2 separate regions of the Homo sapiens genome follow, and region 1 is linked to region 2. The links are chromatin loops, found by intact Hi-C in ENCODE. Cell type or tissue: thyroid gland. All regions are shown on one strand. Each heading gives the region's core, and the rest is flanking DNA. Links, peaks and the distances in the headings are about the cores only. Region 1 overlaps LOC105376205 (a long non-coding RNA gene). Region 2 has its middle 280 kb from the start of ACTL7B.

Evidence for each region. Peaks named below come from ENCODE experiments on the same cell type or tissue, not always from the same donor. Only the 100,000 strongest peaks of a DNase experiment are listed, where the experiment ranks them.
Region 1: a loop joins it to region 2, with 9 times the contacts of the local background. A loop is called at or near these places in 3 of 110 quality-filtered maps.

Annotation. Positions count from the first base shown.
Region 1 is chr9:107,631,193-107,634,115 of GRCh38, reverse strand. LOC105376205 (a long non-coding RNA gene) reads right to left here. Exons shown (of 9, transcript XR_930217.2): 8 at 2,437-2,510. Among named protein-coding and RNA genes, the nearest start is that of KLF4, 140 kb to the right of the region's middle. RefSeq lists an enhancer at 1,179-1,816. In thyroid gland, for the core only: no CTCF peak of the experiment used is centred there; no DNase peak of the experiment used is centred there.
Region 2 is chr9:108,570,778-108,573,700 of GRCh38, reverse strand. No RefSeq gene overlaps it. Among named protein-coding and RNA genes, the nearest start is that of ACTL7B, 280 kb to the left of the region's middle. In thyroid gland, for the core only: no CTCF peak of the experiment used is centred there; no DNase peak of the experiment used is centred there.

The DNA.
Region 1 (2,923 bases), core at 190-2,689, 940 kb after region 2:
AGTCAGAAACACTTGGATTTGATTCCCTGTGCTGATGTTTACCAGGCAAAGACCTTAACCCCTCTAAGACTCAGTTTGTTCACCTGTAAAACAGGGATAATAATACTGACTCAACAATTGTTGCAATGGTTAATTTAGGCTAAATGCTACCCCCACAACCCACCAGACCCCCACATAGTGCCTGGTACAAAGTGAGTGCTCAATAAATGGCAGTGTCCTTCTAACCCTCCTCTGTCAACTCTTTATTCACACTTATCCTATCTTTACATTAGCTGGTTGGCACGTCATGTCTTCAGCTTCTCTGTTCCTCCTGGTGTCTAGCCGGTCTGAGGCACATAGTAGACACAGTCAGAACAGAAGCAAGGGAGGGTTGCTGTGCGTTTCCACTTAGGCTGTATATTTTCCGAGATAGCAGCAAATGTCTTATCTTTAACTCCTCACTGTCTCTCTCTCTCCTGCTAGAATGATCCTTTCCACCTTTGTAAATCCAGGATGCAGCTAGGTGAATGAGCGCATGGGTGAATGAACCGGCAAATGCCTCCCATTTCCTCACATGACCTGAAGCCTGAACATTGGCTTTAATTTTCAAGCAAGTTTCATTTTAACTCAGGCATTGTCTGAGAGCCAGGATTTCTTTGGAATGCTCATTTACCTTGATGGTTGTGTATTCAAAACCCACCACAGCTCAAATGATCTTATTTACATGCAGTTCTATTTAGCAGTGAACAGGCAGGGGACCTTCCATCACAGTCCAGTCCTTTGTTGGGACAAAAACTGCCCCTATTCGAATTTCCACTGTGCTGACATACCACCGCTCCAAAAGAGGAAAGTCCTAAGGAATCAAAAAGAAAAAGAGAGGGAGGGAAGGATCCAGCTCAAGCCAGCACACCTCCACCTCCCCTGAATAATGTATGTCTGATTTGTTTGTTTTCCTTCTGCAAGGTTGGCTGGCCTTGCCTCCTCTTTAATAGATACATTTTTTTAAAAAAATCAGAACTGGTTGAGTTCCAACTATGTGCCATTTCTTTTCACACATCTTATATAATTTCATTCTCATCTCATTCATTTTATAGATGAAAAACAGTCTCAGAGAGGTTAGGAAGTTTCCCTTCCGTCACACATCTAGAAGATGCCACTGCATGCTGAGAGCACTTTCAAATTCTTTTTCTCCAGTCTTCCCCAACAACTCACAGCCACCCAACATATGGGCTTGCGCACATACACACCATACTCACACTTCATTGACTATGTTTTAGAGAAAGATTCAACACTGGAAGAAGCTTACTTATTGAAACAGAGTGTATCATTCTGGGAAAGATCAATTCACAAATTCACAACAGGAGGAAAAGGGAGGAAAAGGGAGATACAATCAGGAAAGAACGCAGGGAAAGTTTAAGCTGTATTTGGTAACATTTTATCTGTTAGGCTGGATGGCATTTACACGAGTGTTTGTATGTTGGACTTTGTAAGTGTTCATTTATTGTAAATCTGTCATAATACATTTTCAGATTTAGCAGCATTGCCCGTGCTCACTCCCAGTTCTTGCCATCCACACATACATCACCAGACATACACACTGACAAACACAGAGCCATACTCCGCACACCGACAAGTACACACAAGCACCGACACACACTCATCCATACACATTCACACATTTATCTTCACGTGTTGAGTCACGAGAACCCCCACACTGGCTCGTGTTGACAAGCACACACTCACACACACACAAACACACTGCCTGCTAACGTAGCCTCTGACCACCCCTCTTCTCCAGTCAAGGACAACAGGGTCAGATGCAGAGACCCTAAAATCTGGGAGGCTGAGATGACACCAGCTGAGCGATGGGCCCACCTGAAATTGCACAGAGTGGGAAGGCACAAGGCCTGCTTCAGGGAGCTGGCACAGGCAGGTGCCACTGACGGCCAGTCACACGAGACCCGTGTGTGTCCCCCAGGCCCAGGCAGATGTTCTCTCTCACCACAGGCTCCTCTAGGAAGGGACAGAGTTAAGGAGCAGAGGGAAGACTCTGGTGTTTCACAGTTTGGGGTGGGAAGCAGTAACTTGTGTGGGAAACAAACTCCTCGGAAACCATAGCAACACCCATTTGGCAGCTCTGGATTGGACCCTGACCAGACATTTATTAAGCAGCCGCATAAGCTGTGGTCTCCAGAAGAACAATACCAAACTGATCAAATGTTAATAGCTTCAATCTGTTCCTCCTCACACAGCTCCTACCCATCCCCCTCTCTCAACAGACTTTGCATTTCTGCTTCTTAGCCTCAGCAGAAGACCGCCTCTGCTGCTACCCTAGAGCCTAAGTTCAAGTCCAGGACCACGAGGCATGTGCAGGTGACTTAGAGTGCAGAGATGGAAGGCAGGTCTCACCAGGGGGCCCTTGGGGTCTAAATGGGGCCATTCTTCGGTTAGACTCACCGAGCTGAATAGTGTCCAAGATCATGTGATTGGATACTTCTTAACCTCACTGCTTTTAAGAATTAGCTGGTAAGCTTTAAAAAAAAAAAAAAAAAAAAAGTCAATGTAATCTGAGTCTCTAGGGAACAGGGTCTGATCATTTGTATTTTTTAAATTTCCTCAGTCAATTCTAATATGCAGCCAGTATTGAGAACCACCGCATAATTTCAGCTCCTTGTAGAAGTGGGGGTGGGGAAGCCCAAAGAGGGACAGGGACTTGCCCAAGGTCACAGAGCTGGTGAGACACCATGCTGAGGGAGAACCCAGACATCCTAACCCTAGACAAGTCGTGTTCATTTTCCTGGGCAACAGCACTCTATGTGAGTCTTAAAAATGTATCCCTCTCCAGCCAGGCGTGGTGGCTCACACCTGTAATCCCAACACTTTGGGAGGACGAGGCAGCTGGATCACCTGAGGTCAGGAGATCAAGACCATCCTGGCTAACATG
Region 2 (2,923 bases), core at 204-2,703:
ATTCATTGGGTTTAGGCTGGGGCCCGAGATTCTGAGTTCCTAACAAACTCCAGGTGATGCTGACACTACCGGTCTGCAGACCACATTTTTAGTAGCATGTTTGTAGGAGAACTGAAGAGTTAGATTCAAGACCATACTAGATGATGTAAGATCCATTTCAGTTTCCAGATCCTTTCAGTCTGTATTGAGATACACCATTTGCAATTCTAGAAACAGGAACACCAGGGAGGGGTGCAGATGGTGTATATTGAAAGAATTATATTAATTTTTTATAGATAATGCTTATGCTACAAAATTTAAAAGGCACAGAAGCATACTCAGTGAAAAACGAATTTCCCCCCTTGTTCCCTAGCCACTCTGTTTCTTTATTCAGAAGATTGATCATAACCAATTCTTTTGTGTATTTTTTCCAGAGGTAATCCATGCATGTACAAACATATTTTCTTTTCTCTATTATTTTTTATACCTGGCTTTTTTCACCTGAAAGTATATTACAGAAATTATCTTAGTACAGATGGGGCTGCTGCAACTTTTTAAATAACATATGGATACGTTATAATTTAATAACATATGGATATATTATTTTTAAATAACATATGGATACATTATAATTTAATTAAGCAGTCCCCATAGACTGCTTTATGTAAGTACTGTTTCCAAAAAGTTGTACAAAGGCTGTTGCAGTGAAAATATTTGAACACTTCTCATTTCAGACAAGTAGAATAAAGTCTTAGAAGCAGAATTGCTGGATCAAAGGACACGTGTTTTTAACATTTTGATGGATAGTGCCACATTGCTCTTCATGGGTGTTTTGGCGATCCCCAGTCCCAGCAGACATGTCAGGGATGCTTCTTTTCCCACATCCTGGCCTATGCAATATGTTACCAAATATTTTGAACTTTGCCAAAATGGTAGGTGATAAATGATATCTCATTTTGATTTTAATTTGCATTTCCCTAAGTATCAGTGATACTGAGACACCCTTATCAATGGCTTGGGAAGCATTTGCATTTTATTTCAAGAACTATCTGTTTACATTCTTTCTTAATGATTTGTAGGTGCTCTTTTGTAAATTCAAAAAAGTTAGTCATTTACCTATGATATGTATTGCAAGGATTTTCCCCAGATTGCTTTTATTTTGACTTAAAAAAGGCAGATGTAGCAATTTTTATGTAGTCTCACATATTAGTTTTTTGTTGTTTTTGTTTGTGTTTTCTGTCATAGTTAGAATGACTGCCTTCCCTACTTTGAAAATGTAAAAAATGATTCTTCTTTGTTCTAACATTTTTAAATGTTATTCTTTCATGTTTAAATCTTTGACACACCTAGAATTTATCTTCATGGAAGATGTGAGGTATGGATCCAACTTTATTTTTCTTTCCAGATGCCTTCCTAGTTGGGAAAACATCATTTATCAAAAAATTCTTCTCCAACCCACTGATTTAAAATGTTACCTGTCTTCACATGTATCCCAATATACATTTGTATTTATTTTGAACTTTCTTCTCCATTTTTTTTTTTCTTGGGACAGAGTTCCACTTACTCTGCTGCCCAGGCTGGAGTGCAGTGGCAGAATCTCTGCTCACTGCAACCTCCGCCTCCCGAGTTTAAGCGATTCTTCTGCCTCAGCCTCCTGAGTAGCTGGGATTACAGGTACACACCACCATGCCAGGCTCATTTTTGTATTTTTAATAGAGAAGAGGTTTCACCATGTTGGCCAGGCTGATCTCGAACTCCTGACCTCAAGTGATCCACCCTCCTCAGCCTCCCAAAGTGTTGGGATTACAGGCGTGAGCCACCGCTCCTGGCCTCCTCTCCATTCTATTGATCAACCTGTTCTTGAGACTATCTCACATTATTTTAATTTTTAATAGATTTTAAAACATTAAATACCTGGTAAGGCTGGTCCTACTCATTACTCTTTTCTCCCCTGCCCCCAGACATTTTTTGTATTACTCTTATTTATTTCCTATGTAAATTTTAGAATATTCTTGTCTGGTTAAAAAAAAAAAATCCCATTGTTATTTTTTATTGAAAATGTATCAAATTTGTAGGTTGATTTAAGATAACTGATTTTTAAAAAGTGATATCAAGTGTTCTTATTGAACAGCATAGCATGCCTTCTGCTTGCTTTCTCTTTTTCTGAGTAGCATTTAAACATTTTTTGTATGTAGATCATGTAGGTCTGTTTTCCTCATGTTGACCTTGTCTATTGCTAGGTCTTTTATCTTGTTTTTGTATCATACATGGGGTTTTCCTTTTATTAGATTTTCTAATTGGCTCTTGTTTGCATATATGAAAGTCATTGGTTTCAGTATATTAATTTTGTATTCATCCACCTGAAGAATTTTCACATCGTTTCTAAACATTTGTCAATTGCTTTTCTTGAATTTTCTTTTCTTTTTGTGGGGAGGGGTATTTCTTTGGTGCTTACATGAAACGTCATGGTGGTGTTGAGACTGAAATTTCTGTTTCAATGCTATTCGCTTTGGCATGATTAGTGCATTTAATATCAACAGGGAGAGTTCACGATGTTTTCCAGGGGAAATATTTTTGATTATTTTCATTTCTCTGATGCCACCGCCAAAAACTCAAGAATTTATAAATCCTGAGGTTTAAGCTTATTGTTTACCTTGGATTGTCTAAGCAAATAGTGATATTATCTGCAAGTGTTAATGAATTTATTGCCTCTTTTTTATTTCTTAACATCTATTATTTCTATATCTTAGCTATTGTGCTGGCAAATAGCTCCAAAATAAGTGTAAATACTAATGATGGTAAAGAACTACCTTGTCCTATTTCTGACATTGATGGAAATGCTTCTTCTGTTTTCCTGAAAAGTATGATGCTGCATTTTAGGTTGGGATATAGCCTTTGTACCATTGAATAAGTATGCATTTTTATTTATTTATTTTTTGTTGTT